Regions from separate parts of the Homo sapiens genome. Here region 2 is linked to region 1. Evidence: chromatin loops called from intact Hi-C (ENCODE). Cell type or tissue: heart left ventricle. All regions are shown on one strand. Links, peaks and the distances in the headings refer to the core of each region. The heading gives the core; the rest is flanking DNA. Region 1 overlaps TRABD2B (TraB domain containing 2B). Region 2 has its middle 56 kb from the start of LINC01738.

Region 1 (16,791 bases), core at 4,369-12,368:
GGCTCAGAATAACCAAATGATTGGACTTTGAACCCACTGTTCCCTGACTTCAAAGCCTGTGCTCTTCTTTTGGATTCAAGTACGTTTGGGTTTAGGCTTTCAAAATAGAAAAGAAAAATCCAGTAACAACTAAAATACTTAGAAATGACGAATCAGTAAATGCTTGGGTATAGCAAGTAAGAAGCATGAGCTCTCACATTGCCAGCCTCATTCAAATCCCAGCTCAGGCCCCTACCAGTCTTCCTGTGTAGAGCAAGTTCCTAAGCCTCCTCTGCTTCCGTTACTTCAACTGTAAAATAAGTGTAATAATAGTATCTGCCTCCTAGGTTGTTACAAGCATCAAATAAATTAATATGCATAAAGAGTTTAAAGTAATGCCTGCCTGGAACCTGGTAAATGTGCAAAATTATTGTCATTAACATTATTGTTGTTGCAGTAGTCATCATTATTTTGATCCAAGCCTCGGGATCTGGGAGATTTCTTCTGATCAGGAGGGCAGTAGGTGGGTGGTGAGGGATGTCCTGAGAGTGTCATCATAGCAGCAGCCACATCTCCTTTGAGTCATGCAGAGGAACAGCAGAGTGCCTGAACCCTACTTGGTCTGGAGTAGTGCTTGCTGATTGCTGGAGCAGGACACTGCAAATGTATAAACACTGCAGCTATGGAGCCACTGCCTCCCCTGATCGTCCCCTTCACCCCGTTCCAACCACTTCCAGCTCTGGCCCTGCTCTGCTCTTAAGTGCTTAAATGCTCTGGGCCAATGAGCCTAGGAACTGCCATGCTTATTTTCCAAAGAGGGCAGGAGGCTTTTGCTCACCCATAGGTAGAGAACGTGACATCCTGAATGGGGTACTGGGGACTCTTGGTGTCCCTGGTGAACCAGGGAGTCTGAGAACAAAAGAAGGAAGAGGAAGGCAGAACCTAATTCAGAGAGACCATAATGCAGTCAGATTTACTCCCAGTACCAGGTGTGAGTAAATCTGATTGCATCACCCTCCTCTTCCAATAGTGTTTAGTCATTCATTAGACAAACATTTACTGAACTCCTGTGTTGCACCAGGCAAAGCTAAGTTAATAAGTATTAATTTGACAATGGTATTCCATTGACTAACATTTATTGGCACTTATAATAGCCCAGGCATTGTTCCAAGAACTTCACAAGTGTTAATTCATTGAATCCTCACACTAAAACCTGGTGGCTAAGTTCTATAATTATTCCTTTTTTGCAGATGAGGAAACTGAAGCACAGAGAGGTGAACTTACTTGCCCAGGGTCACACAGATAGTATGTGGCAGAGAAGGGACTCAAACCCAAGTGGCTGGGCCTCTGAGCTTCCAAGCCATCAGCTTCCAAGGAGACAGAGGCAAGTGAGCGTAGCTCATCAGTACCTTCTCACACCTCTCCTTTCAACCTTGTAACAGACAGCCTGGAGAGGTAGGCAAGGTGATTACTAGCCTGGTTTATACATGGAGAACTGAGACTGTGAAATGACTTAGCCAGGTTCACATAGCTAGGCAGTGTCCAGGTAAATTGGAAGTCAGGTTTCCCAGTTCTCAATGTAGTTCACTTTTTCTTGAACCAGGTGCATTTTTGTGGGTAAGTGGGCACACATCTATGTGTTTGTGTGTGCAAGTATGTGTATATGTGTGTACATGTATGTCTGCGAGTGTGTGCATACAAGTGTGTTTGTGTGTATATTCATGTGTACACATAGATGTGTATGTGTGTGCATGGGTGTGTGTACATGCACGTGTGTGCTTATCAGGATGGGGTCTGGTGGCGGGGGAGGGTAATGAGACACAGTGTGGCTAGCGGAAGCTTGGGGACTTCTACTCTAAGGAACTTGGTGTTCATCTTGGCTCTACCACTGAGGTTCTGGGACCTTGAATAGGTCCCCTCTCCTCTCCTTGGTTAGGATGAGGAGTGGCCAGGGTGAGAGTCTCAGAGGTGCTGCTCTTCTCTGGCATCCTCTGGCCACAGAGAGAAAGGAGGAGGGGTAAGTCTGGGAAGGCTGCACGGAAGAAGCACAAGATGTTTTGGGACAGAGACAGCCAGCCAGTCGGGAGTGGGTAAGTGTGGGTGGAGAGTGTCATTCATATGGCCCTACTGCTCTTCTGGGCTGGAGTCCAGGAATAGCTGTGGTGAGAACTACATTTCTAAAGTGGGTCTTAATGTTTTTCACTGCTGGAAAATACGCCATTATGGGCATTTTCCCCTCCGGATTCCTGGACTGCCATGCTCTCGAGATTCCCCCACACTGCTGCCTTTATTTCTCTCTGGCTGAAGCTTATTTTTATTCCTGCATCCTGCCTCTGTCCCTGGGTTTTATTGGACTTTAGGAGATGACTCAGGTCGAAGCTGGATGGCAAGGTCCTGTCCAGCAAGCCCCCCTGGCAGATGGGGACAGAGCACTGTAGCGGGGCTCAGGAAGCCTGTGGGGTCCTGGCCCTGCAGCCACTGATCTTCAGTTCATGGGAGGGAACGTGTAGTCACATCTGCCACATCTAGAGCTCTCCAGGAAGCAGTAGTGACACAGCAGGCAGGCATGTGACTTCTGCACCAGCTCCAGCTTGATTCTTCCTAGAGCGTGTGGACTTGGGCCATTCCTCTGTCTCTGCGCCTCAGTTTTCTCAAGTATTATATAATAATAGTCCCTGTCCATAGTACACCCCAACAAATTCCATCATCGCCATCGTCGGACACAGTGACTTGTTTTTGAGATGCTCACAGTCTGATGGTGGAGACAGGTAACTACTCAGCTACCTGTGAAGCAAGGAGAGTGATCCTGCTGCACAAGAATTCTGCAGGGTGCTGGGTGCTGGAAGCATTATCCATTCTACCTGGGAGCCAGGGGAGGTTCAGCAAGGCTGCATCTTGAAGAGTCAGAGTTTACGGATAGGACAGAGAAGGGGTCTAAGGGCACTGTAAACAGGAGCAGACGGTGTAAGCAAGAGTCCCTGTGGGAAACCACATGGTGATCAGGGCCAGGGAGAAGCTTAATAAAGGGTGCATCAGGGATGGTGGGGAACGGAAGGCTAGGAAATTCGGTTGGAGCCAGATCGTGAAGGGCCTTCCATGATAGAGTGTTTCCTGGGGCATTGGGAGCTCTGCAAGGTTTGCTTGGATCTCAGAAGGACCACTCTGGATTCAGTGTGGGAGGGAGGTGGACTAGAAAGGAGAGGCTAGAGGCAGGAAGGCCAGTAAGGAGGCTATGGAATAGTCCAGAAGTTACCAGAGGCCTGAGCTAGACAGAGCCTGGTTCCTAGGAAGCTCTGAGTTTATGTTTGAATGAAGGACTTGGAAAGGAGGACTCCTTGTGTGACCTTGAGTAAGTCACTTGTCCTCTGGAGGCTTCAGTTTTCCTGTCTGTAACAGTGACACTGAAATAGTCTTGTGGTTAGTATCAGAGTTAGACTCCCAGCCCAGCTTCTCATGAGCTGGGTGAATTAGGACAAGTAACTCCACCTCTTCAAGCTCCCGTAATTTTTCTGTCCAGGGGATTACAGTGTCCCTGTCTCATAGGGCTGTTGAGAGGACTAAAAGAGAACTCAGACAGAACAGAGAACATGGCACCTGGCAAATGGCAATCCTGCATAACTGTAAGCTCTCATCAGTGTTCTTCACTGCTACCTTATTTTATTCTTAGTATTACTACTACTATCATTTAAAATCTTCTTATCATTTAATGATAACATTTAAAAGTAGAACTTCTCTAACTTAAATCACAACATCCATCCTGGTATCCTGGTCTGTGTGCACCAGCCTGCTCATTGAATGTCTTCTCTTCATTGTCATGTTGGCTTTTATTGGATTTTGACCTCAAAAACTTTCAAAACTCTCTGCCTGTGCTTTCAATCCCATCTTCTGCCTGCATACCCTAATCGAAAGTGGAACTTACTAATTAATGATAATTACAGAATCCTGGGGGTGGGGGGGTTGGCATTAGGAATTCAAGGCTCCTCACCATGTGGTCTCCGTGATCCTCGTTCTCTTCCTCATCACCGTTATCCCAGGCACCCTAGCCTGGAAAGCTCTTTCCTGCATGCCACTCATCTTTCCCTAAGCTGTTTCTTCCTCCTAATTCACACCCCTCTGTCAGTCTGCCCCTCTCTGTCTCTGTCTCTGTCTCTGTCTGTCTCATGCACACACTCTTACTTTTCTGTGTATGAGATTCAGAACCCATTAAAGTCAACCTCTTATCCTCCTCCTGCCAAGAAACTATCTCAAATCCCTGCTTCCAGAAGAAATGAGTCCTCTGGTTCTCAGCCAAGACCTTCTCTCCGGCTGTGTGCACTGTCTTCACCCCACAGGTCTCAAATGTTGTGTGCTTCCTGCTGGAGTTGAACTGAATCCAGTCCAACACCATCGTTTTAGACAGGGACACATGATTCCAGTAAAAGGAAAGTGGGAGATCTCTCTTCTCCATTTCCCATTCTCAATCCCAGAGAGAAGAATTCCTCTGGGATCCCTCCAGCTGTTAGTAAGCTAAAGTCATGGAGTATGCACTATTCTCAAAGCAGAGGAGAAAGATGCATTTTCCCAGTGTCTAGTGCTTCCAAAAAGAAGACAGGTTGGAGCAGATGCCTTCTACCACTGCTTCCTACCTCCCTATCCACCACTATGTTTAGTCCAGGACTTGAGACAGAAAGGACCATAGTTTTCAGAAAAACAGATGGACAGGTGAAAAGGTTTGTAGATGGCCATACTCCAGAGACAGATAGAGCTGGGACTAAAATAACCAGTGGTGGTTTGACTCTTTAATCCTGAGTTTACTCTTGCTTGGCCTCTCTGCTCTCCTTTCCTTCACCTTCTGTGGCCTCTCTGTGCCTGCAGCGTTGAACCCCGCTCACCTGTATAACACTTAAAAGAGAGAAGGGTCCTGCTAATGGACTATACATCCCTTTCTGTTTTCTAGTCTCTTCCAGGCCTGAGTTCCCTTTGGCCTCATCTAATTTCCCTCAGGCCTTGTTCTGTGGGCCTGTGCCGGAAGTTTGGTGGCTACAATATGTAATTTAGGCCCCATTTGCGGCTGGCAAAATATATCATGAGTAGTAGAACTGGAGAATCATAATATTGTTGGAGACCACTGTGGGATTGAGGTGGGGAGCTAGGAGTTTTTTCCCATATCCTCTTGGAACAAGGAAGTCATGACAGACATGTGCACTGCCCCTGCTTCAATCCTTCACTGAGTCTGGAGCATTTGATTTATCTCCCTGGGTATCGGGGTTGGAATGTTCCCCTCTGTCCTTGGCTGCAGGTGGTATGAGCTGAAGGACAGTTTGCATCCACAGGGCAGGAGGCAGAATGATTGGCCTTAAGAGACAATACCTTCACTTAAACATTGGGTGGCCCCACCTCCATGAACCCTACTCCTTTATCAAGGATCTTGGGTCTCTTACCTGTGACAGGAAGCTTGTTTTTTTTTTTCCTAAAAATTCTGTGAATGGTAGAAAAGTAAAAGTGTCAGGGCCTGCCTCTGACTCTCTAAGTCACCCTGAACAAACCTCTTCCATTTTCTGGGCCTCAGTTTTCTCATTTGTAATAATGATGATGATGGTGGTGATGACAATGATAGTGATGATGATGGTGATGATAGTGACAGTGGTGGTGATGATGGTGATGATAGTAGTGATGATGATGGTGATGATCATGATGGTAGTAGTGATGATGGTGATGATTATGATGGTGATGGTGATGATGATGATCATGACGGTGGTGGTGATGATGATGATCATGATGGTGGTGGTGATGGTGATGATCATGATGGTGGTGGTGATGGTCATGATCATGATGGTAGTGGTGATGATGATGGTGATGGTGATGATCATGGTGGTGGTGGTGATGGTGATGATCATGGTAGTGGTGATGATGATGGTGATAATGATGATAATGATGGTGGTGGTGGTGATGGTGATGATCATGGTAGTGGTAATGATGGTGATGGTGATGATCATGCTGGTGGTGGTGGTGATGATCATGGTAGTGGTGATGATGATGGTGATAATGATGATAATGATGGTGGTGGTGGTGATGGTGATGATGATCATGGTAGTGGTGATGATGGTGATGGTGGTGATCATGATGGTGGTGGTGATGGTGATGATCATGATGGTGGTGGTGATGATGGTGATGGTGATAATTATGGTGGTGGTGATGGTGATGATCATGATGGTGATGGTAGTGATGGTGATGGTGGTGGTGGTGGTGATGATGATGATGATTCTTATTTGTTGATCAATGTGTTGTAAATGGTTTCCACATACTTATTCCATAGAACATTCCAATGTGGCAGGTACTGTTATCATACTTATTCTACAGATGAGAAAACTGAAGCATTGAATGATTAACTTGGCCAAGATCACGCAGCTCATAAGCGGAGGAAACAGAATACCTTTGACAACAAGGAGAGTGCAATAGGTTTTTTTAAGCTTCCTCCAAAATCCGAAATATAGTGGCAAACTAATTTTTAAAACTTATTATCCTTTTTATGCCTTTTCCTTTGTCTGTACAGCACTCCTCTGTAACTGAAGATACGCTTTCCTAGAAGTTCTATCCCTTCCTCAAGACTCAGCTCTTCCACAAGCCTCTCCTGACATCTCTAGGCTTGGTAGACCTCCTCATGGTCTGTCTGCCCTTTGCCCTCATACCTGCTGGGTTCTCTGTTCACCTTTCCTGTTGTTTTTCTGCTCCAGCACCCTGTGAGCTCCTAGTTGGGAGTGGGGCAAGATTTTACCCATCTCTTTCCATCTGCCCTAATGTAGGGCTGCTCTTAGGGTGGCCTGTTATTTCATCCACACTCATTGTGAGTCTATAAATGATGAAGAAGTCAATTCATGACCTCAGCCCCAAGTAAACCAATCTCTTCTCTTTGATCATTGGTCCACCAGTACATCACACCCTTTGCATTCAGCTGAGTCTGTTGCTAAGAATGGCTTTCTTGCCTGACCTCATTTGAGAGAGAGGAGAGACCTCATAGTTCCTGAGTCCCTCCTGTGTGCCAGGTGCCATTCTGGGTGCTTTCCCATATGTTCTTCTGTTTACTACGCTTAACAGCCCTGCAAGGCAGCAGCTCTTAGCTCTATTTTTACATTTGAGTCTCAGAGAAGGGAAACAGTTTGTCCAGGATTGCACAGCTAATGAGCAGCAAAATTGGAATTTGAGCATGAGTCTGCCTTCCTCTAAAGTTGAAGCTCTTTTTTTCTGTGGCTTTATTTCCTGCATCCTAAATTACAAGACATAGTGGGATATTTGGGATGCGTGGGCATGAAATATCATATAAGAGATACAGTTTAGATATCTAAATATTGGGGTTTCTAGGTCATTCTGGTGACATAAGGAACTGATGAGATATGGTATTTAAAAGTAGGACTAACCTAGAAAATTCAGGACTTTTCAGTCCCAGTTGAGATATAGTGTTTTTTTCCTGCAGTCCTATCTTACTTGCTTGTTGAAGCCTTTGCCCATTGCTTTTTTGAGTCCTCTTAAATATCCTGCAGTAGGGCAGTAATAAGTGACTGCCCTAATTTTATTACCTACTTAGTGCACTAGGACTTTCTTTATGTGAAGTTTGCTCAGTGGTCATTTCCTGAGTACCCGTGTTATTGAGGTCAGATATGTCCCCAGAAGCTCTATTTTAATGAAGCAAGAGACAAAACAGCCTGTTGCAATACAGTGACGACGGGTGCGAACACATGTGGTGTAAGGCTTAAATTTTGGGTTGGAATCTTCTGAATTTAAGTCCAGCTCCATTATTTGGCAGTTGTTTGACCTTAAGCAACTCCCTTAACCTCTCTGAGCTTTTGTTCCCTAGTCTGTCAAATGTGGATAAGGATAGTGCCTTTCTCCCAGGGATGAGGTGAAAAATAGATAAGGTACATGGTGCCTGGCAAAGAGGAAGCCCTCAGTAAATAGTAGGTGTAATTATGATTATGGTGTGCCATGCTAGAAGAGATTTACAGGGAGTAGAGACTACTTGTCTACCTGCGGGTGGGAGGCTGTGGGTGTCAGAGCAGGCTTCTTGCAGGATGCCAAAGCTGCCTCCTGAGGCATGAGTAGGAATTTTCCAGGTGGATAAAGAGAGGGCATTAGCAGGGTTGGACAGTGTTTTTCGGAGGCCCCTTTCACTGTGACTGTATCACCTGCTGCTTCCAACTCGGACTCTGCCTTGCATTTTGAGAGGAAGGGAGTAGGCTCTTTTGAGTACCATCTTGAAGGTTCTCCAGGACTCAGGAGATGCCCTGTTGGGGCTCTGATGGGAATTCCAGGTCACCAGATGCCTCCTGTTACATCTCCACTCTAAGCCCTGTGTCTGGCCTTGGATCCTCCTCCCTTGTAAATGTGGCCGATGACGAAACAGAGACATCAGTCCCATTTGTGGCTCCATCAGCTTTGGAAGCAGATCACGGGAATTTTCTGAGTCTGGGCCCCCAGCCAGAAGGCATTTATAATCAGACATGGAGCAATCATTAGAGCAGAAACAATAAATTACAACAGCACCAAGAGAACTCCCCAAAGCTGCTCACGCGAGGGGAGATCCAAGGAGCAGAATGCTAGCAGGCTCTGGGCCCGCCTGCCCCTCCCGCTGGCAGCCAAGGCCTCCTGCCTCACCACACTCAGCCTCTGCCCCCAGACGTCTGTGAGTGATGCAGCAGCACTGCCAGAAGAATGCGCCTTACCAGCTAGGACAGGGCTGTGGGCCTGACCTGTGTGCCTGCAGGGACTGTGGGAGGGGGTGTGGGAATGGGGAGGACTCCTTCACAAAGCACCTCCAGGGCCAGGCCCTGCATAGGTGTGAGGTCAGCCTAGTGTGGTGGGATGAACCAGAGACTGGGGAGTCAGGGACCTGCTGTGCAGTCTCCAAGCTGAGGGCTCACAGCAAGTCACTGACTCTCTCTCTAAGGTTCAACTTCCTTGTCTAAAATGGGAAAATAGTGCTTGCCATCTCACAGAATTATTGTAAAGATTAACATACTAAAGAGTGTCAAAAGCCTAGCACATACTAAGTGTTTAATAACATCAGCTTTTCCCCAACCCCTTCTTTCTACCCTCCAACTTGTGCTGTCCAATAAAACAACCCTTAGCCATCTGTGACTATTTAAACCTAAACTAAATTAAATTAAAAATTCAGTTTCTCAGTTGCACCAGCACATTTCAAGGGCTCAATAACCACAAACTTGTGTTGAGTGATCACTGTATTGGAAAGCACAGACACAGAACATTTCTGTTGTTGCATAAAGTTCTGTTGGACAGTGCTGTCTATCCCTCTGATTCATCTGCTATCTGGGAAAAGTTTGGTTCAGCAGATACTCACTGTGTCAAGCCCTGTAGTTACAAAGATGATTGGAGCTCTGTTCTGTCTCTCCAGGGGCACACAGTGTACCAACAGAGCAGTGTGTGCAAGAGTTTAGCCCCAGTGGAAGGGCACCTACATAGGACTAGAGGGAGTCAGAGAAGGTTCTCTGGAGGGGAATGTCTCAGCTGCTATTTATATACATCAAAGTGGAGAATGGCATTCTAGGTAGCACGGCAGAGAGGAGAGCATTCCCAAAGATATAAAGCTGAGTAACAGCAGTGTGGTTGTTTCATAGTCTCATATGTGAGACTATCAGAAACTCATTGCTGCCAAAGCACAAAGTGCAAGGTAAAGAATGACAGGAGAGGTTGGGTGTGGTAGCTCCCGCCTGTAATCCCAGCACTTTGGGAGGCTGAGGCGGGTGGATCACAAGGTCAGGAGATCGAGATCATCCTGGCTAATATGTTGAAACCCCGTCTCTACTAAAAAAATACAAAAAAAAAAATTAGCCAGGCGTGGTGGCGGGTGCCTATAGTCCCAGCTACTCAGGAGGCTGAGGCAGGAGAATGGCGTGAACTCAGGAGGCAGAGCTTGCAGTGAGCCAAGATTGCACCACTGCATGCCAGCCTGGACAACAAAGTGAGACTGCGTCTCAAAAAAAAAAAAAAAATGACAGGAGATGGGGGCTCACGGAGGGCTCTGAACGCCAAGGAGATGGGAGACTGAGTTCAATTCCTGGTCTGCTCATTGCCACTCATGTCCTTTGCCCTGTGCTAGTGCTGAATTACAAAGCTCAGACTCAAAGAGGTTTGCTGCATGACAAAGCAGATCACATGACCCAAGCTCACGTTCTGGGACCAAGAACCCCAGTATCAACTGCTGTAAGAGCCACCCGTTCTTTGAACTAGTCACTTGACAACTGTCAGTATCTATGATCCTCCTGACAGCCCTGTGAGTTAGGGATCATTAATCCCCATGTTCAGATGAGGAAGAAGTGACTTGCGCAGAGTCAACCAGCCATTAAATAGTGGGGCTGGGACTGTTACCTGTGGCTTCTCCTCTTTGAGAACCCAAGGCTCTGCCATGTTATGGCTGTTCTTGTGGATAAATTACACCCGCTTGTTCACTTGCTTCCTTAATCACAAGTTCCTTCTCCTGTTGCACGAATTTTTGCTCCTGTGCTTATCCCTTCTCTTCCCTGCATCAATTTCTCACTCTCTCCTGATCACTCAGGAGACACACATGCTATAGGATCTCCCATCTAGAAACAACTCCCTTGACTCCACATCCCTCCTCAGCTCCTGCCTTATTTCTCAGTTTCCCATTATAACTCAGCTCCTCCACGGACGTCTGTCCTCACTGCCTTCCATTGTCTTCTCAATCCAATCCTTATCACTATTTCATCCTCACTTCTGCTTTGCCACCACTTTTGTTCAATCCATTGGTCAGCCATTTGGTCCTCTCCTTGGTGCACCTTCTGTAGCTATACTCCAGGGAATCCCACCCAGCTCCATGGCCTTGAATCCATGTTGGCATTCCACTGATGCTGTTGTTTACCTCATGGATGGTCTTACATCATGTAGAGGTCTTAAAATTGGAGCAGTCTCTACCCTAAAGCTCTAGACTAGTCTCCAAGTGTTCACTCTGCAACTCTTCTTGGATGTGCACCAGGCATCTTAAATTTAACATGTTCATAAAAGAACTCTTGATTTCAGGTACTCTTCCTTCACCTCTCAAACTCCTCCTCCCCAGGACTTCATCTCAGTGAATGATTCAGGCCCAAAACCCTCCGTTAAGTCCTGTGATCAAATATCATATTCTCAGAGACATTCTCAGAGAGGTACAGCCCTGTTACTCTTTGTCCCTTTCCTCTGCTTTATTTCCCTCACAGCACTTGTTACTACTTGGATGTTGGGGTTATCTATTGCCGTGTGACAAACCACCCTAGGCTTAGTGACTTCACAGTACTTTTATTGTGCTCTTGATCCATGGGATCAGGACTTGGACAGGGAGCAGCTGGGCCATTTTGCTGTCTGTAGCATCCTGAGAGTTCACTCGGGTATTAGGCAGGCAACTGGGCTGGTGTGATGAGTTCTAGAAGCTTCCCTCTAGAAGGCAGGTATGGCTGGGAGATGGCAGCTGCGATACTTGCCCTCCCCACGTGGTGTCTCCAGAAGCATAGTTGAACTTCTCACGTGGCACCTCAGGAACCCATGCATGTATGCCAGGAGACAGGAAGTGGGAACGGCCAGTGTTACTGAGTCCTGGGCCAGAAAACAGGCACAGCATCACTTCTGCCTGATGTCTCAGTCAAAGTAGTTGCAGAACCCACCAAGATCTGAGGAGTGGGGACATAGACCCCCTGCCAAAGGTCTTCTCAGCACACGTGTCCAGATGGAGAAAACATAAGGTGGGGTATGGCTGCTGGTGGCGAAAAGAGAAAGATCTGGCTATACCTTCATGGGCCTGCATTAGAGGCTCTCTAAAGTTCTTCCTGCTCTAGAACAATCTAGGACTCCAAAGCTGAAGCAAGAATAATCAACTCACTTTTTTAAAAAAGAAGGAATCCTAAAGCCTGTACAGGACAAGTGGCCTATTCTACACATAATCATTCATTCGTTAGCTCATTCATTTATTCCTTCACCCATTTGTTCTGATCTCTTCTATGTGCCAGGAACTGTTTTAGGTGCTGGGGATAGAGCAGTCGATAATACAGAAAAGGTCTCAGCCCTCACAGAGCCCATATTCTGGTGAATGACACAGGATATATAAAGTAAGCAGATGCCCACATTCTGGAATGTCAGTGTCACAGATTGAAGGTGGCCACGGTTTTTACATTGCTCCCATCAGGAAGGGGTGGTCTTTGGGAGCACCAAGGGAGAATCAACAGCTGTGGGGTCGGGTCCCAGCTCGTCTCATAAGCTGCTGGTGAGACCCTGGGTCAGTCCCTTTTCCTTTCTGGGCCTCAGTCTGCCTGTCTGTAAAGGGAGGGACATGAGCATGTTCTAACCACAGAGAGCCCTGGAGGTGAAGGCCACTGGGAGGGAGAGAGGAGTTGTGTGATTCACAGGCTTGAGATGTTCTTTCTCGGGATAAGGGATCCTTGAAGAGGAGACCAGAGGATGAAGGCAAAATTAGTCTCCACCTGTTTGTTGCCAACTATAAGCCAAAGTATGTGTGTGTCTCCTGTCACACAGCCAGTTCTGAGGCTCCTGCTGTCCTTTGAAGCCTCTGCAGGGCAGTAGCAGGGAGGAGGGCAGGCAGAGCAGGCCTGGTTTACTATCGCGGACTCGTAGCTCCTCTCTCCCCACTTCCTAAGCCACCAGGGGCCTTGTTCTGCTCCAGGATGTGGCGCTGAGGAGTAGCTGGAGTCAGCCAAGAGCTCAGCGCTATCCTCAGGGATCCAGATCCAGATGCCCAGAGAAACCCCAACACCCCTCAGGAAGAGGCTGTGCACTCTGCTTTCGCCTGCCTTAATCTCTAGGGCTAAAGCTTTGTCAAAGCCAAGATTTCCCTCATAAATCACCTGGCCTCCTGGTCTTTCTCTTCTCTGGCATCTCCTATCAGACACTGAAAGGCATCTGGGAAATTGGACCCTAAACCTTGGCGCACCATGGCTCAGGATCTGCCTTTTGGCAGGGAGAAGGGGAAGGGTGTGCTGTTCCCCACAGCCTCCACTCCAGAACTGGGCACCTCCCTGGCTGGGCCTGGGGAGCCAAAGACGAGGGAGAGTTGGTCTCACAGTGTATCACAGTAGAATTGGTATGTATGTGGAGCAGGGAGGTGGGAGAAGTAGGGAGCCAGGTATGCACGTAACCACCTCTTTTCATACCAGAGCAGGGCATTGGGGGGCTGGGCAAGGGCATTTGGCTCAGGACATGGAGCTAGAGACAGTTAGATGTTTCTGACAGGCCCATTTGGCTAAAGAGGAGCTGGGCAGGGAAAGCCTGGAGGTGAAGAGGGAGATGAGGATGTTGCTGGAGTTGTCCACACCAGGTTTAGTGTGCATTGCCCATCGTTACAGCATTCCTCCAGTGCTAACCCTGCCCAGCAAATGCGCATGAGCACCCACTCTGCCAGGTCCCGAGCTGGGTTCTGAGCATGCAAAGTGAAGGCCGACCCCTGGGAGTGCAGTCTAGCCAGATGAGGGCAGTTTTGTGGATCAGAAGGCAGAGATTGGTAGGTGCTAGGACACTGGGTCCTTCAGTGGGATTTGAGAGCACAGGATGAGGGAGATGACACTTTTATGCACATCCAGCAAGTGCTGATGCAATGTCTGCCCTCTGCCAGGCTCTGAGAATGAAATGGGGAGCAAGGAAGAAGTATTCTTGCTCTGGAGCTTAACAGTTCAGAGAGAGGACTGATAAACACCCAGGCAATCACAGTCCTCTTAAGTAAAGACTATGACCAGGGGATGGCACAGAGCAGGGACTCTAAAATAGCAGGGGATTCAAGGAAACATCCAGAGGACCAGGGAGAGGCAAAGGAGGCATCTAGGACTCAAAATTTAAGGAGGCTCTCTCTCTTCAAGTCACACAAGTGCAGGGTTGGCACATGAGACTCAGGACCTCTGTAAATTCTGTGCTCCAGGTGCCTTGCTTGCCTCATCCTAGTCCCAGTTCTGCAGGAAAAATGTATGTCTAAATTAACATCTAGGCTGAGACATAAAGGCTGGGTAGGAATTAGATAGAGGGGGCTTTACGAGAAGAGTATTGCAGATAAAGGGAACAGCATGTGTAAAGGCCTTGAGGCAAGAAGCATCTGTGCCCAGAGACCTGCAAATTGTCTAATCTAGGGTCAAAATGCAAGGCTGAGAGGTAGATAGTCTTGTAAGTTATGTTAAAGCAGTTAGGGTTTTACCTGGGAGATCAATTCCAACAGGGGATCTAGTCATGAACTTTCAGAGGACATGATGTTTAGGCTGGGCCTTGAAGGATGACCAGAATCCAGACATGTGAAAATGAGGGATGTGAGCCTGAAAGAGCTCAGAGTGAGGGCCTGAGGGACCCTTCAGTCCTGCATTCATCAATCTTACTGAGCATGGGCTATGTACTAGTACACTTAGGTACCACAGTAACTGATGATGTTTGCAGATTGACTTTTTGCTAGAGGATTGGACTGGGAACTCTTCAGAATTTAAAGGATAAGTCAGTCTAGACTTTAAGAGCCTTGCTATCTCTTCCTATTCTTTCCCTTCTTCTCAGCTCAGCAACTGTGTCTGCATTGTTGGAGGCAGAAAAGCAGTCTTTTCACAGATTCTTGGGCCCAATAATCATGGGGTGTGGAGTTTAGAGGTTGTGGAGTGCAGATGAAGGCAAAGCTTGTGAACATCAAACATGAAATGCATGCAGTGCAAGGCATCTGATGCATCATCTCATTTTAATCCTCATCATTAATCCTAAAAGATAGCTATTATTATACCCATTTTACAGGTGGCAAAACCAAAGTTCAGAGAAATTAGTTAGCTTTCTTCCTAGGCCATAGGGTATGTTATGGCAGAGGCAGGATTTGAACCTAAGTAGCTCTGATTTCAGGGCCTGTGATTCTTCCTTTGCACTGCACTGCTACTTGGGCCCATGTCTACCACTTATTTACTGTGTGGCTTCCTGTAAGTGACTTATTTCTACTGGGTCTCAGCTTCTTCACTGGTAACATGAAGGGGTTACGTTCCATGGACTAGAACAATACTTCTCAAACTTTACTGTGCCCACGGATCACTTGAGGATCTTGTTAAAATACAGATTCCAATTCAGAAGTTCTAGTGTAGGGCCCAAGAGTCAGCATTTCTGACAAGCTTCCAGGGGATGCTTATGCTTCTGGTCCAAGACTGCACTTTGAATACGAAGGGCTTAACCCTCTCCAAGGGTCCCCCATCCAGAAAGATTGACTCTTGTTGGGGAGAGAAGCAGAGGTCTTGCTCAGGCGAAGATTATTCTTGCAATTCTTTTTCATTCCATTCAGTTTCTATGCAAAGATCAGGGCAAGGAGAATGTCTCCCATTTCGCAGATGAGGAATCAGAGGCTCAGAGAGGAACAGCGCTTGCAGGGTGCCTTTCCCCCTTTGACAGCTTCTTCTTGGCACACTGGAGATCAGCCTCTTTAGTAGGCACCTCCCATAATGGATGGCCCCCATATTTCCCCTAATGGGGAGGACCCTCCTGACAAACATGGAGTGTTTTTTTATGGCCTCAGTGTTTTTCTGCTGCTAGTGGCTGCTGGAGCATCTGTCTGTCCCTCACTTGCAGCCTGGTTAGACTGAGACAGGCCTGGGCTCTCTGGAGGGAGGTGCTCTGAGAAGGAGCCAGCTTCAGCCCAGAAGCCTGTCCACGTGCCTGCAGCCAGCTCCGTAGTGCTTGGCACTGGCAGGCTCACGTTCCATGGGATGGCTTTGGGCTTGTTGGCTTGGAAGGGAGAAGGCACCGGAAGAGTGGATGTTTGCAGTTGGATTTATAGGCTCTGTATTTACCATATTGTCAGGGAGACGGGGCTGCAAGACTGACTCAGCCAGAGCAGGAAGGCTGCACCCGGCACCTCTGGTGGTCTCAGCACACCCAGCCCTGGGGCCACTGTGCCAGGCCTTCACCAAGACCAGCTTAGCCTCTGTCCTCACCTTCACTCATGCAGGTCCCCCTCCCAAGAATGATCTCTTATCTTGTGCCATTCTCAATCTTAGTCCTGCTAGACCCTCCAAAGGTCTTCAAGGCAGCTTTCCCACTCACCTCCATCAATCCTTTCTTTGAACTTGGCCTGCGTCATACAATCCAGCACTTGCCTACCATAGTGCCTGTGTATAGATGTATGCTGCATGGACTTGTTTGTGGGTGGATCTTGTTTTTAACCTACTTCTTGAACCTGGGAACTAGGATGTATACTGAACCTGCATCCTTCAGCTGAATACACAGTCAGCGCTTAGCAAAGACTATAGGATGAGCTCTCTAAAGCAAGGCAGGAAGGGTGTGCTGGAGAGGAAGGGAGTAGGGCTGAGTAGTTGGCACCAGTCTGTGGTGCTGCATGCCCCAGGGAATTCCTCTTGGCCTCCTTCCTCTAAAAAATGTTTGGAAACTATGCCCTATCCTCAACCCTCCCCATTCTCTCCAACCCCTCTGTACCCACAACTATTGGGTAGTAATGCCTGCCCTTCTCAACAGGAAGAGGGCCTGCCGCCAGATCTTATCCCACAGCATGGGAGGATCTGGAGGTGGTCTAGGTGGATGCCAAGGGAGGGGTTTTAAAAGGACAGAGTGCTTGGCACAGCCAGGACCAACAGTCCTGCAAAGTGGGAGAGCCTTGGCAGATCAAGTAGGGTTGAAGCACAAGCACTCATTCCTGGAGCAAGAGCCTCTGGGATGCTTTCCTCCTCCCCAGATGCTGGGAACACCTCATCCCCAGGAGCCCCCAGGAGCCATGACTTGGCCCGGGCAGATCTACAGTGCAATAGAACGCACTATTGGAGCCGTGCTGCTGTATGTATGAGATTTTACTTCCCCAGTCTTATCCTT
Region 2 (16,791 bases), core at 4,121-12,120, 190 kb after region 1:
ATTAATTTGCATCAAATGCTAAAGCCCAACAACTAGTTGCTGCCCTTAGCAGCTTCCAGCCTGGCAGCTTGATCCTCTTTCGAAGGGGCCCTTTAAGGTCTCCAGGACATGAAGAGAAGCTCCAAATCCACGTTAGGAGCGTTCCACACACATTCGGGCAGAGGCACGAAGGTGCAGCCAGAGTTAGTGGTGGGCGGGGCACAGAGAGTGGGCTCAGGGGGTACTCAGAAGGGGAGGCAGGGAAGACAGCTGTGGCAGTGTGGAGCGTGGACAGGCTGGGTAAGACGGAGCCATCCAGCAGGACTTTCAAGAGGGGGGTGGGGGCCGTAGACCATTGGTGGCTGTATGAATGACAGAGAAGGAGGGCATGGAGAGACGTGCTAGAGGAGGCGCTGGGCAAAGCATGTTAGCGAGGGTGTGGTCTTAGAGCACATGGAACTGAGAGAAGTAGAGGGTCTGGAGCAGGACTTGGAAGCCCGGACTGTGGATTTTGGATTTGATCAATGACTGTCCCTAAAAGTCTTTTATTCAAGAAGATGGAAAAAATCGTGTCTCTCTGGGACACTGAGGCTCCTAAGGAATGCAGGGGGTGGTAGCTGGGCTAGGGAATTCAGGAGCCAGGGAGGGCTGAGCCAACTCTCCCAGCGGGCCCAGGCCCGTCTGCCAGAGCAGGAAAGAGAAATAAACACAGGCCGGACGGATCCGGAGCGGGCACGAAGCCCCAGCTGAAGGTCTCCTGAATCTCCATGCTTGGCCGTGCACGCTCACGGCCTGCCTACTGGTGAGCATGAAGCCGTCAGCTCAGACCCGTGCTGGAAGCTCCTCCCTGGCTGGTCATCCACCGCCCCTTTGAGCGCTCCTGGTCCCATACTTCACAGGGACTCAGGCCAACAAGAAGAGGTGTTTGCCTGCAGTGGTTAATGCTCCATGAGGCCGCTCCCTCCTCCTCTGAGAAAGCTGCCCAGCCTGCTGCTCTGGCTTCAATATAACACTTCCCTTTCAGCTTTTGAATTTCAAAGCAAACCTAAGGCTGACTGCAAACAGATGGATGGGGTCATAAAAATCTCCACGCAGGGAGCAAAGAGGCTCATGGTTGTAAAAGAGAGACTGTTTTGGAAAAATGAGTCTCTGCACCCATGCTGGGTTCCTGCCTCTTTGGGCCCCTGCTCCTTTGCTGCAAACACACCAAACATGTCTTTCTCACCTTCACCTCTGCACATTCTACCTGGCCTTCAACGCTCAGCCCCAGCTCCAGATCTTCCGGGAAGCCTTTTGTGACTTCCTCCCTACCCCTCCCCACCCACCCAGCCACTTGATTTTTCCCACCTTTAAGTTCCTATGGTACTTACTTCTGGTGACCCCTCACAGGTATTTACTACAAACATCTTGGCACTGGCAGTAATTTTTTTTACCTGTCTTACACTCAAAATAGATTCTAGGCTTAAGATCAGAAAACACCTTTCCCTTCTTGGCTAATCCAGCATTGGACACCAGGTAGGTACTGAACCAACAGTAACCGGATGCTTTTCATGAGAATGCAACTTTATATAACTTGAATAACCATACACAGGAAGTGGATGGAGTCAATATTACCTCTACAAATCTGCTTTGGGAATTTGTTATTATGTAACACAGGAAGTATCATTTTACTGGGCAGTGAGGGATCCATTTTCAGGGTGCGCTCCAAGCAGGAAGTGATTTCATTCAAAGGATCCGCTATTATGTCCATAGAGTGCAGAAGAGTTACTCTTGGCAGAGGGCACAAAGAGACAGGACAGATAATTAAGGAGATAAAACGAGTGGTAGAACAGGCAGGTTCTGAGATCAGACAGGTCTGGGGGCAAACCCCAGTTCTGCTATTTACAAGCTGTTTGCCCCTGTGCAAGTGACTCAACCTCCTCCTGAATCTCAGTTTTGTTATCTGTAAATGGGAATGATGATAATATGTATCCTGCAAGGTTGTTGTGAGATGCAAATAAGATAGTGATGCTCGAGATACACTAAGTGTTATTATCAAAGACAGCCATGCAGGCCAGGCAAATGGCAGGAGGGAATGGTACCTGGATTAGCAAGAAGCACTGACATCCAGTCTAGGTTGGAGGAAATGAAGACTCCTCAGAAACATACAAATAAGGGCTTCCGTTTATTGAGGGCTTGCTATGTGCCACCTGGCACCTGAAGAACAAATCAATCTAAACAACATACTTGAGAGTGAAGGCCATTGCCTCTGCTTTACAGATCAGGAAACTGAGATCCAGAACGGTTAAATGATTTGCTCATGGTCACCCAGCCAATGTCAGACTCCAGAACTGCAGACTTAACCATTCTTCTATGCTGAAGATAAAAGTTGAGCATTTGAGTTGAGAAAGTTAATATGTTATATAACAGAATATTACTTGGAACTTTTCCTGGTATCTGGAAGTCACATCTGAGGCTCCAAAGCTGAAGATAGTATGTTCCCATTCAGAAGAAGGCAGCCAGTCCACTCATGCAGGACTTGCTGAGGGATAGCAAAACTGATTTGGAACCTCATATGCCCCCACCCTCTCACCTTTCCCCAACCAGCCAACCAATGGGCCAGATTGAAGCCAGCCATCCTCAGGGTATGAGGAGTGGACTGTCAGAGCAGAAGCTGCAAGGGGGTTGGAAGACACCAGCCAGGGAGAGCTTTGCCCACACCAAGGAAGAGCACAGTGGCTCTGAAAAAACCCACATATAAGCCCCTAGTCAGGGAAAGAGCTGGCATTTGGATGTCTCCACACAGAGGGCACCAATGTCCTCCTTTCCTTTCATTTCACCTCCCACCCATCCTTGCAGGAGCCAGAAGCAGCCTCCAGAGGGGACAAGAGGCTTGGGCTTTCCCTGAGCTAAGGGGAAACAAACACTTTGAATTTGGTGAAAAATTCAGATTGATTTTGATCAGATGAGAGTTTTTTGTAGATGAAAAGGAGATAGTGTCCCTGATAGTGACAAGGAAAGCTATTGAATCTACATGAGAGGCCCTCCAGGGATGGGGACGTGGTCTGCCATATAGCCAGTCAAAAGGGCAGTGGGAGTTGGAAAAAAATTAAAGTTATTTTCTCTTGGTGCCCCAATGAGTCCAACTGGATCAATAGCGGGCTACATTTGGAAACCAGGCCACTGGAGTAGGCCACACAAGTAGCAACCAGGCGGGGCAAGGAGAAAAGGAATTCAAACCAGACCGTCACTGGGATTCTGCCCTCAGGTACCATGGCAATCATTCTTTCCAGTTCATTTGTAAGGAGGTATTGGAGACCCATCTCAGAAGCCACTGATGGGGCACGTCAGAGCAATTAAATATGATTGTGTTAAGTACATAGTAAGCTGTGTATAATTTTCATTCTAGGGTATGGCTCAAACACTCCCCAGATGAAAGTTCTGAGTTGTTTTTTTTTTTAGCCTGCAAATTTTGTTATGTGGATATAACTTAACTGGGTAGATCATCAGAGTCCAGATTCTGGAGCCCAGAGAGAACCAAGTCAGCATCCAGCACCCACCACTATGGGGTGGTACATTTTATCAAGGGATTCTCCATGAAAGATTCTCAAAAGTGACATATCTCTGACTTAAAGTAAGATCTTGATTCACAAACTTGGCACTCAAGTTCACATTTCCCATGCAAAGGCTGGTATGAAACATCCATTAATACCCATTAATATCCATTATCTTAGGGCCTCATTTTTCTGGTGTTCTCATGCAGGGCACTGTACATAAATTGTCTCATGCACTTCTCCAGTGAGGTCAGTGCTACTGACCCTGTTTTATAGACATGGACACTGAGCTTTTGAAGGTGAGTCACCTCTTCCAGAACTCGCACCTAAGAAGTGGCTGCAAGGTTGGGAATTAAGACCCATAAGACTCTAAACCTGTGCTTTCTCAACTACCCTAAGCCAGGGGCTGACCTAGCCCCAGCCCCAGCCCTGACTTTTGGAAACTAAAATGTTGCCATGTCCAGATCTTAACCACCCCCAGTCCCGAGCCCAACTCCATCTTTCAAAGAATCTTCCTCCTCCTCCGACCCCCATCACACTACAATACCTGCCCTCTCTTACAGCACATGGCAGTCTGACTAATGTAATGATATTTACAGGTAGCCAGATCTTTTTTTTTTTTTTTTTTTAATGGCTCCCTTGGTCTAAGTCCTTTTCTCTGTCCACACTCACTCCCCCGGTGACCTTAGCCCATTTCATGGTTCTAAATACTCTGCTGAATCCCAAACTTACACTCCAGACCACCTCTCCCCTGACACTCAGCTGCCACTGAGACCTCTGCACTTGGAGGTCAGAAAGCATCTCCCAGGCAGCATATTCAAAACCAAACTTGTGACGTCTTCCCCCAGATCTCCAGCACCCACCTCAGTAAATAGTGCCACTGTCTACTTGGTCTCTTAGACAAGACATGGTGGAGTCAACCCTGATCACTCTCCCCTCTCATCCCCTACATCCTTTCCATCCTCTTGCTTCTACTATCAGAACACATCCAGAAACGGGCCACATTCATCCCCCACTGCTTCTACCCTGAGCAAGCCACCCTCATCTCTCCAGCCTCCCAGCAGGTTTCCTCGTTGCCACTGTGGCCACCAACTCCAGTCTACACTCGACAAGGTCACAAACCCTTTAAAATGTAAGTCAGATCATGGCATTCCCCTGCTCAGAGCCCCCCTTGCTTTCCCATCAGACTTAGAATGAAATCACCATTGCTTTCCATGGCCTGCCAGGATCCAGTTTCCTCTGACATTATTCCCTACCCCCAACATTATTCCCTACCCCCTTCTCCTTGCTTATTCTATGCCAACCACAGTGGTCCCCTTGTCACTCCTAAACATCCCTAGCATCTTCCGGTGTTAGGGCTTTGCACTTGTTCCTTCTGCCCAGAACTTTCTTCCCTAGACATTTCTTGACTTCCTCTGATATCTCTGCTTAAACGTCACCTTCTCAAAGAGGCCCTCCCTGGTCATTTCATATAAAATATTGCCCCCAAGACTTTCTCTATCCTTTTTCCTGTATTAGTTTTCGTTGTATCACCAGTCACCACCTGACATCATACTGCAGATTTCTCTGTGCCTGAGGTCAGCATTCACCGCCACCACTAGAACAGGAGCTGCCTGTGGCTCACACCTTTTCTGCATCTCCACTGCTGTGCCTCCACTCTCTGGCCCAGAGCCAGCTCTCAAAAAAATATTTGTGCTATGAGTGTTGAAAAGTTTTGTTTGTGATGAAATTAGGGTTACGTATTTTTATGAAATGTGTATAATTATAGGTAAATTTAGGCTGGGCATGGTGGCTCGTGCCTGTAATCCTAGCAATTTGGGAGGTCATGGCAGGAGGATAGCTCAGGCCCAGGAGTTCAAGACCAGCCTGGGCAACATGGGAAGACCCTGTCTCTACAAAAAAAATAAAAAATTAACCAGGTGTTGCTAATGTGTGCCTGTAGTCCCAGATACTCGGGAGGGTAAGCTGGGAGGATTGCTTGAGCCTAGGAGGTTGAGGCTGCAGTGAGCCGTGATCACACCAGTGTACTTCAGCCTGGGCAACAGAGTGAGACCCTATAATTGACTGATTGATAGAGAGATGATAGATAGATAGATAGATAGATAGATAGATAGATAGATAGATAGATGATAGATAGATAGACTAAATAAATAAATAAAATAATTATAGGAAAATTTGAGGCTGGTTTCAAACCTCAATTCAGGGGCCTGACCCATTGGCCAGATCTCAGATGTATGCAATGTGTCAATCCCTGCCTGGACCATGAGGACCCACAGAGAAATAACACATGCTCTTCAGGATATGACTGAAGGCTGAAGTAAAGAACTTTCTTTCTGGTCCATATGAGTGGGCCACCAGTTAACAGCAAGCTTTCCAAACCATGGATGTTATACCCTTGCCCTACTAAGGGTGTTACTCTGGGTTGTAGTGACAGAAACCTCTACCAAAACAATAATAATATTCATGAAAAGTAGCCTTGACTCAGCCCATCATACACTCAGCCCTGGGCACATCCTAGGGATGCTGTGCGTGTGAGTCAAACACAGGCCTGGCTCTCAAGGACTTTGCAGTCTAGGGAGCCATAAATCAATGTGGTGTTGGTGGGTTTACAGATGGAGAACTGAGGCTTGGAGAGGGAAACTGACTTACAAGCTATTGATGGAGCCAGAGAGCAGGGAAGCTCGTCCCACACGGAAGAGATGGGAGGTGGGTGTAGGGGAGGTGGGACTGTGCCGGTGCTGTGTGCTACATTCAGATCACCTCTGTGAATCTCCCCAGTGACCCTAGACAGTGTGGTATTATCCCCTTTACAGATGAGGAAACTAAGTCCCTGACAGGACCACACAGTGGCCTGAGTGCAGGTGCTCACACAGCCATGGATTTGTCCAGCAGATTCAACCCTCACCAAACACTCGCGTTTGGTTGAAAATTGCTTCAAGCACTTTGCAAACTAACATGCAAAGACATGATATTATACATTGGGGGAAAAAAGTAATAAAATGGTCAAATCATTAACATCCTTGTTTTTATACAACTCTAGGATAAAGTATCAAGTTAATCTCATTCATTAAAATTGTTGCCAAAGACGTTTGTCTTTGGACTCATCAAATATACTGTTTGATGACATCATTCAGTAAAGGCAGCTTCCCAGCTCACCCATCTCTTGTTATCCCAAAATAAATTCTGATGTTTGTAAACTGCAGAAATTATTAAGTGTTTCTTTATTTGTCAGTTTCATCTTCCAAGGATAATCTAAGGCTGCCCTTAAAAGAAGCATTGAACAAATTTGCATTTGCCTCTTAGATTTAGATATGAATTTTAGAAATAAGAATTTGTTAAAAAAAAAATCCCCACCTCCACTGAACTGTGAACTCCTGAGAATAGAGACAGTATCTGATTCATCTCTGTAAGCCAAGTCTACACTTAGCATGGGACCTGGTCCTGTATCAGTCAATAACTGCTGCAACAATACTGCATAACAAACCACCCAGCTGAATGGCTTACAATAGCAGACATTTGTTCTCCTGCTCAGGAGCTGACTGCAGGCCAGCTTCAGTGTGACTGTTCTAATCCGGGTTCAGTTGGGTGATGATGTCCACACTGAAGAGCAGCTGGATGGGCTCCAGGATGCAGCTGAGCTTAAGTCTAGCCCGTGTGTGTTCATTCTGGGGCAGGCTGAAGGGGCGGTGGCTTTCTAGAGCACGCTCTTCTTATGGAAATCACCAAAACACCAGCTCCTTTACATCCTCTGCTGTGTTTCATCCACTAATTTACCACCGACCAAATCAAGTCATATGGCTAAGCCAACATCAATGGAAGGAGGAATTACTTTTCTCAGTGCAAAAGTACATGGTAAAGAGTGTGGGTGTGTAATCCTATTACAATGGAATGAAGAATTGGGACCCAAAATTTAATCTACCCCAGCAACCAATAAATATTGACTAAACAAAGGAATGCATGAAATCTTGCTCCACCTGTTTCCAGTGACATAGTCAGGGCTTCCTGTTCAATGTCTCTGAGACTCAGTATCCACATCTATAAAATGCAGTCTGATGCATGTGGGACTTAAAACCTAGATGACGGGTTGATGGGTGCAACAAACCACCATGGCACATGTATACCTATGCAACAAACCTGCACATGTAGCCCAGAACTTAAAGTAAAATTTTAAAAAATTTTAAAAAGCAACAACAACAACAAAATGGAGTGAATAATGCTTTCCAGCATTTAAGTGACTTGCCTGAAGTCTTATGGCAAGCCACTGGTGGAGACAGGATTTGAACACAGACCTCTTTGTCCATTCAATCATAAAAAGAGCCCTGGACTTGAGATCAGACAGACCCAAAGGTAAATCCCATCCCTGCCATGGGCTTGCCATGTGACCTTGGCCAAGTCCTTTCCCCTCTCTGTATATCAGGGTTTCTCTCTATATGACCAGGAGGGGTTACCAGTCCAATGCTAAGCTCTCATTCTTCGTGCCCTCTAAACTCATTCATCCATTTAACAAATACTAATGTTAGAACAGAATACAACTCAGGGTGCTGTGCTAGATCCTGGGGTAGGGCAGGGATCTTCAGTACAGGCCCCTAACTCTTGGAAAAATCTCCCATTCCCTCACCCCCTTCCCCAGGCTTGTCTCCAAGGACCTCAGCTATGCTGGAACATCAACAGTGGAGCTGTTGGTATCACTCTATGTTATAGTCACCAGCCTCAGCTGGGCTTTCAAGGCTGCCTGGCATTGCTGCTTTATTTCCACAATCACTTCCCTCTTGAGCTCCTTGTAATGACCATTGCATAGCTGCCCCATCCCCAGACCTCTGACACCCATCTCCTCCCTCAGTCTCAGTATGTAATCTTGCCTGCTACTTCCCAGTAAAAGTTGAAGACCTTAGATGAGAGCTTCCTCAACTTCCTGCTACCCTCCCTCCATACCCACCTTCCTGTCCTCTCCTCATTCCCCTTTGCTCCACTTGAGGCCCTGCTTCTGCTCCCCTTCAAAGACATTTCTGCCACCTCGGCTTTGGAACTCTTCCCCTCCCACCTTTGCAGGGGTTCACAAGATCAATTTTCTCTTCTCAACAGCTCCCTCTCAACCAGATTATGAGCATCAATATTTAAACATGCTTAAGTCTTTTACACCTTAAAAATAAAATCCTCTCTGTGACCTAACATCCCCTTCCAGCTGCCAGCTAATTTCCCTCCTCTCATTCTATTGCAGTCAGATCTCTTAGCTACAAGTAACAGGAGCCAACACTTGCTGATTTAAGCAAAAATGGAACTGATTAAAAGGATATTGAAACATATGTCCACAAAAAGACCTGTACACAAATGTTCATTGCAGCCTTATTCATCGTAGCCAAAAACTGGATATGGCTTTAATATTCACCAACAGGTGAGTGGATAAGCACATGCAGTATATTAAATAGTGCAGAATATGATCCAGCACCAAGAAAGCATTAACCACTGTAGATAAACATGTTTACTGTAGGTAGGCACACACCTACATGGATGACTCTCGAGAACATTAAGCTGAGGGAAAGAAGTCAGATACAACAATATTGATTGAATTTGTATAAAACTCTAGAACAGGAAAAACTATAGATATAGAAACCAATAAGCAGTTCCCTTGGACCAGAAGTCGGTGGGAAATGAACTGCAAAAGGGCACAAGGCAACTTTTTGGGGTGATGGAAGTGCTCCATATCTTGATTACAAAAGTGATCACATAGGGGTACACATTTTTCAAAATTCATTGACTTGTACCTCAATAAAGTGTACTTTTAAAGCTATACATACATACATACATACATACATACATAATTAACAGGTGCGCACATACTTGGTTGGCTTACAGAATTGCCAGGAGGCTGGAGAAACCAGTTTGGGTCTGCTTCTAAAACCACCATCACCACCACCACTTCCACCAACACGACCACCACCATCACCTCCATCACCATCACCATCACTGCCACCACCCCCGTCATGGCCACCACCACCAATATCACCATAATCACTGCCACCACCATCACCACCTCCATCACCATCACCACCACCACCATCACCACCACCACCACCACCACCATCACCAACACAACTCCCGCTATCACCACTGCCACCACCATCACCATCACCACCACCACCACCACCACTACCACCACCACCACCACCATCACCACCATCACCATTATCACCACCACCACCATCACTACCACCACCACCACTTCTACCACCACCACCGCCACCATCACCACCGTCACCATTATCACCACCACCACCATCACTACCACCACCACCACCACCATCACCATCACCACCATCACTACCACCACCATCACTTCCACCAACATGGCCATCACCATCACCTCCATCACCATCACCATCACCATCACTGCCACCTCCCTGCCATCGCCACTGCCCCTACCATTGCCACCGCCACCACCATCACCACCACTGCCACCACCACCATCACCACCACTAACACCATCACCACTACCACTACCACCGCTTCCCTTTCTGTTGGTGCCATGGTGAGCCCTGCTTACACCACTGTAGCTAGCTCTGCTATCCCAGGAACTCATCATTTTACAGCCAGCAGTGCTCTCAGAACACATTCCTCTTGTGCATTACTTGTTCCTGATTTTGAGTCTGGGATAACACTTCTGATACATAAGCCTTGTCCTATGTTCATCCCCACTCCAGGCCAGCTGGGAAGACAGGTACTGTATTTATCTGGTACCTTCCTCATGTGTAATGTGAGACAGGCTCTGTTTCTCAGCAAGATTCATAGGTAGAGAATTCTCCAAAAATAGGGAGATGATGCAGTTACTGGGCAACCAAAAAGAATGACAGGTGCCTACTCCTACACCTCACACAAACTCCTCAAAAGAATTGTCTACACTAGCTACCTCTGTTTCATCTCCCATTCTCTTCCCCACTGCAATCCAGCTTATACGACCCCCATCACTCTCCCAAACATGGCTTGCTAAGGTCACCAACGGCCTCCCTTTCTCTTAACCTAACAGACACCTTCTTTTTTTTTGTTAAGCAGTATTTGGTAAATGTATTTGATTGATTTAACAAAAATAAACTATGTTCCTGTTCTAAAACTGAATCTAGTGAGGGAGACTTCTGTGACAATTTACAAGGTATGAGGGAGGCAGTAAGGGAAAGCTCATATACCATGCTAGTTTTTCTCCTAAGCTCCAAGTGCCTTTTCTTATAAACCAAAGTGCTCCCATCGGTTAATGGGAATTTTTTTAACTTTTATTTTAGGTTTGGGGGTACATGTGAAGGTTTGTTACACAGGTAAACACACGTCACAGGGGTCTGTTTTTACATATTATTTCATTACCCAGGTATTAAGACCAGTACCCAATAGTGACCTTTCCTGCTCCTCTCCCTCCTTCCAGCCTCCACCATCAAGTAGACCCCAGTGTCTATCGTTTCCTTCTTTGTGTCCACGGGTTCTTATAACTTAGCTCCCACTTATAAGTGACACCATGTGGTATTTGATATTCTGTTCCTGAGTTAGTTTGCTAAGGATAATAGCCTCCAGCTCCATCCATGTTCATGCAAAATACATAATCTCATTCTTTTTTATGGCTGCATAGTATTCCATGGTGTATATGTACCATGTTTTCTTTATCTTGTGCCATTGATGGGCATTTATGTTGATTCCATATCTTTGCTATTGTGAATACTGCTGCAATGAACACTCATGTGCATGTATCTTTATGGTAGAATGATTTATATTCCTCTGGGTATATACCCAGTAATGGAATTGCTAGGTCAAATGGTAGTTCTGCTTTTAGCTCTTTGAGGAATCATCATACTGCTTTCCACAATGGTTGAACTAATTTATACTCCCACCAACAGTGTATAAGTGTTCCCTTTTCTCCACAATCTCCCCAGTATCTGTTGTTTTTTTTTTTTACTTTAAATAGTAATAGCCATTCTGACTGGTGTGAGATGGTATCTCATTGTAGTTTTGATTTGCTTTTCTCTAATGATCAGTGATATTGTACTTTTTTTCATATGCTTGTTGGTCACATGTATGTCTTCTTTTGAAAAGTGTCTGTTCATGTCTTTTGCCCACTTTTTAATGGGTTTTTTTTTCTCTTGAAAATTTGTTTAAGTTCCTTATAGATGCTGGATATTAGACCTTGGTCAGATGCATAGTTTGCAAATGTTTTCTCCCATTCTGTAAGTAGTCTGTTTACTCTGTTGATAGTTTCCTTTTGCTGTGCAGGAGGTCTTAAGTTTAATTAGATCCCACTTGTCAATTTTTGCTTTAGTTGTGATTGCTTTTGATGTCTTTGTCATAAAATCTTTGCCTGCTCCTATGTCCAGGATGGTATTGCCTAAGTTGTCTTACAGGTTTTTTATAGTTTGGGGTTTTACATTTAAGCCTTTAATCCATCTTGAGTTGATTTTTGTATAAGGTATAAGGAAGGGTTCCAGTTTCAATCTTCTGCATATGGCTAGCCAGTTATCTCAGTACCATTTATTGAATAGAGAGTCTTTTCTCCATTGCTTGTTATTTTCAGCTTTGTAGAAGATCAGATGGTCATAGATGTGTGGCCTTATTTCTGGGCTCTCTATTCTGTCCCATTGGTCTATCTGTCTGTTTTTGTATCCCTACCATGCTGTTTGGGTTACTGTAGCCTTATAGTATAGTTTGCAGTTGGGTAACATGATGCCTCCAGCTTTGTTCTTTGTGCTTAGGATTGCCTTGGCTATTCGGGCTCTTTTTTGGTTCTATATGAATTTTAAATTTTTTTTCTAGTTCTGTGAAGAATGTCATTGGTAATTCGATACGAATAGCATCGAATCTGTAAATTGCTTTGGGCAGTAGCCATTTTAATGATATTGGTTTTTCCTATCCATGAGCCTGGGATGTTTTTCCATTTGTTTGTGTCTTCTCTGATTTGTTTGAGAAGTGTTTTGTAATTCTCATTGTAGAAATCTTTCACCTCACTGGTTAGCTGTATCCCTAAGCATTTTATTCTTTTTGTGGCAATTGTGAATGGGATTGCCTTTCTGATTTGGCTCTCGGTTTGGCTATTGTTGGTATATAGGAATACTAGTGATTTTTGTACATTGATTTTGTATCCTGCAACTTTGCTGAAGTTGTTTATCCGCTGGAGGAGCTGTTGGGCTGAGACCATGGGGTTTTCTACACATATAATTACATTGTCTGCAAACAGATAGTTTGACTTCTTCTCTTCCTATTTGGATGTCCCTTATTTCATTCTCTTGCCTGATTGTTCTGGTTAAGACTTCCAATACTATATTGAATAGAAGTGGTGAGAGAATGCATCCTTGTCTTGTGCTAGTTTTCAAGGGGAATGCTTCCAGTTTTTGCCCATTCAGTGTGATGTTGGCTGTGGGTTTGTCATAGATGGCTCTTGATATTTTGAGGTATGTTCCTTCAATACCTAGTTTATTGAGTGTTTTAAACATGAAGCGGTGTTGGATTTTATTGAAAGCCTATTCTGTGCCTATTGAGATAATCATGTGGAAACACCCTCTTCTACAGGCTTCAGTGACACCTCCTCCTGAATTTATTTCTACTCTCCCTCATTTGATCGCTTGGTAAGATCATCTTCCTGTTCCCAGCCTTTCAATGTTGGAGCTCCCCATGGCTCAGCCTAAGACCTCTTCTCTTCTCCTCCATTCCCATCTCTCACTGGTGACTCACATTTATCTCTCTGGTCCAGAGAGACCTCTTGTCCAAGTTTCAGACCTAGCTGACATCTGCATTTAGCTGTCTCTAAGGCAATAATTCACACTCATCTCTTCCATTCAAAACCAACAGAGAGACAGATATGTGAATCATATAGGAGGAGATAAAAATATCAGCCTCAGTACTGGTGAATATAGATTGAAAAGGCTGCTTTGATGTATGGCCACAATCATACTTCCTAAAACTTATCCCAACACAAGTCCTTTGGGTGATGCACCCAGGTGAGCATTTGGGTCAGCAGAGCAAACATATTCCTGCAGAATCACTTCTATATGCCCACTGAACTACAATAATAGGAGCAAAGAGGGTACAAACTCTGGATAAACTCTAGAAGGCAGGCCAGACACTGCCCCAACATGCTTCCTACATGAAAGAAGGAGCAGAGCAGAACATGCCAAGCCTGCAGGCAATCCTCTCTCCCCGGTTCAGTCTTGGCTACCTTCAGATCTCACCTTTAGTACCTTCCACTGGGCAACCATCTCTGCAATCCTTCCTTCTCTACAAAACCAGGTCACTTCCTCATCACAGCCCTTCATAGGCCCCCTTTTCTTTCTTCAGGGTCCATCTCAAGTCTGCCACTACTGATTCACTGGGGGCTAATGGATGGCCATCACACTCACTTCTCATAAGCCACAGGACCTCAGGGAGGTGGCTGCTCAAGCGCCCTTTTATCCCCACCATCTGTCCCAGCGACAGGCACAAGATGGGGCTTGATCAATGCTTATATTAAGTAAATGAATGAATTTGATGATCCCTCAGTTTATTTTCTCTCTTCTGGACCAAGCACTGTCTGAGCCATTCACTTATTCCTGCCACCACCACCCCCACCCCCCCACCCATCTACGTGTGTGTGTGTGTGTGTGTGTGTGTGTGTGTCTCCTTCACTCCAGTCCACTATTCTTTCTTTACCTCTCTCCCTTCCTCGCTCCCACCCACAGATTCCTAACAGCTTTGCCAAAATTCCTCAGCCCAAAACTTTTGTGGCCACAGCGCCACCTAGAGTTCATCTATGAGATGGGCCAACCCCAGAGCCCTTGACCGCTGTCCAGCCTAGTGCGGCCCAACTCTGCCTTGGCCCCTCCACCTTATGTTCTGAGCACATCTCTGGGTCTTCACACTTCATTTTCCTGGATTCAATGTATTACCGTTTCTACAATTCCCTAAGTGCCTAGTGGAGACTTTAAAACAGAAAACTGCAGCAGGGCAGAGAGAGGGACAGATGTGGTTCAAAGTATTTCCCTCTAATGTTTGATCTACCTGTCTTTCCCTTCTTCTCTCCAGTTCTGTTTTTCTCTTCTCAACTTTAGCTAATAATTCCAATTGGTATTACAATACAGCAAATATTTCATGAGTAACAACAATATTTAAGACCCCATGCAAGGTATCAAGAGGAACTTACAGTTATGAGAGAAGGCATGTGAAAGGAAACAAGTATTTCTCTTATTCTCAGCTACTATTGCTTTTCTAAACCCACAGGCATTGTTCTGGCAGTTTGGACTGAATGCCTCAAAAACTGGTCTGGTAATTTCATCATGTGGGCAGAGGTTCATGAATAAGAAAGCACAATCCATCACTGCATGTAATGGCAAACATGTAGAAACAACCAACCTGCCCAACAGTAGAAGACTAAGTTATAGCACATCCACTTGCTTGAATAGTATGCCACTAAAATAATGCATGTAAGTGCTGTATAATAACGTGAGGACTTAGTTTTGAGCTAATTTGGGGGTAGGAAAACAGTTTACAACTTGTGTAGGAAGTATTATCTCAATTGTGTAAAATAAAAATACATGTGTGGAAAGATTATGAGAGAATAGTCTCAAATATTCTTAATGGTTGTTCTGCGGAATTCATTTTTTATTTTTCTTTATTCCCGAAAATGTAATGAGCTTGTGTTTCATTTACAATGAAAAATTAGAATAAACCTAAAAAATACTAGAATAATCTGAAAGAAAAGAAATATTTAAAAATATGAAATAAATCTGTATTAAGATGGTTCTTTCAGAGAATAAAACAGTGGTTACTACAGGTAGAGAAGGGAAGAGAGAATGGGAGACGCAGGTCAAAGCATATATAATAGCACATATGTAGGATGAACAAGTTGAGAGGCCTAAGGTACCACATGAAAACTAAAGCTAATACAATTGTATTGCATTAGTGGGGAAATGGTTCTCCAAATAGTCTATAAAGCTCATTATCAAACTGGGAAGTCTTTGGACTTTTTCTACTCTGGGGATAGAGAGTTTCGAGGTCTTCTGAGACCCACCAGATTCAAGGTCAAGAAGGAATCACAAATGTCTTCCCATTGCCCTGGGCTCAGCCAACATCTCCTCGGTACTTAGAAATGTGATTGGATCCCAGCGTTAGGGAACATATCTCAACCACTGGGCCTGCCACAGAGCATCACAGTCTACTGAGAGGAGCAAATCAAACACTGGGGACAATTGTGTGAAAGCTGTTACTGCAGGTGTGACTGCTCCTCCCCAACTCCCACCACTTTAAGATATGCCACAGCGACCACCCTGTGTGGTGGCTGTGCAATTACAGAGGAGCAGGGGCTGAGGCCATGTCTCCTCTCCACACCCTGTGGGCATTACCAGGCATACGGTGGGTGAGCATTGAAGACTTGCTGAATGTGAATCCTTCTCCACTAGGTTCTTGCTCGTATCCTGCCCCATTGCATCCTCACAGCAACCCCATGAGGAAGAGGACATTATTATACCTATTTGTCAGAGAACGGAACACATATGTCAAGTGGTGAAGTGATCTGTTCAAGGGCACACTTCTGGAAAGTGGCAGAACTGAGATGTTGTCTCAAGATCTGTCTGTTGCAAGCCCCACATTCTCTGTCTTGAGAGTGGCTGCATGAAGGAGCATATAAGGGAAATAGAAGTTTGACTTTGAGTTTGACCTGACCTTGAGTCTGACTTGACCCTGAATCAAGTGTCATCCCCACTAATTCATTATGTGACTTTGGGCAAGAAACTGCTTGGGGCCTTGGTTTCCTCAACTGCATAATGAAGACAATAATAATGCTTCCCTTGTAGAGTTATTGTGAATATTAAACACACACACAGACACATGGTCCCAGATGGGGTGACGCTGATATTATTTGAATTGTTCAAGAGCATAGAAAAAAATAAGGAAATCTTCAAAACATCTTTCAAAAATGGACCATAATGTTAGAAAAAAACAATAAATACTGTACAAAAACAAAAAGAAAACTACAGGGTAATCTCACTTAGAGATTTAGATGCAAAATCTTTATTAAAATATTAACAATCAGGATACAGAAGAACATTAAAAGAATACTACTATTTCCAAGTGGGATTCATTTCACAATGTAAGGATAGGTCAATATTAGGAAATCTACTATTATTCATCATATTAAAAGAGCAAAGAAGAAAAATCAGATGATGATCCCCAGGGACAATGACAAGATATGTTACAGAACTTAACAATTCTTGATGAAAAAGAAACAAAATGCAAAATAGAGTGGAAATGGATGGATGTTCCTAAGTAGATCTTCCTTGGG

Evidence for each region. A loop is a pair of places that touch in the nucleus more often than their neighbours do. Peaks named below come from ENCODE experiments on the same cell type or tissue, not always from the same donor. Only the 100,000 strongest peaks of a DNase experiment are listed, where the experiment ranks them.
Region 2: it touches region 1 in a loop (2.3-fold over the local background); 17 of 110 quality-filtered maps call a loop at or near these places.

Annotation. Positions count from the first base shown.
Region 1 is chr1:47,926,279-47,943,069 of GRCh38, reverse strand. The region is part of intron 2 of TRABD2B (TraB domain containing 2B); the gene reads left to right. Among named protein-coding and RNA genes, the nearest start is that of TRABD2B, 63 kb to the left of the region's middle. RefSeq lists enhancers at 8,663-9,178, 11,789-11,958, 16,191-16,360 and a silencer at 15,539-15,833. In heart left ventricle, for the core only: no CTCF peak of the experiment used is centred there; a DNase peak (open chromatin) is centred at 8,549.
Region 2 is chr1:47,736,242-47,753,032 of GRCh38, reverse strand. No RefSeq gene overlaps it. Among named protein-coding and RNA genes, the nearest start is that of LINC01738, 56 kb to the right of the region's middle. In heart left ventricle, for the core only: no CTCF peak of the experiment used is centred there; no DNase peak of the experiment used is centred there.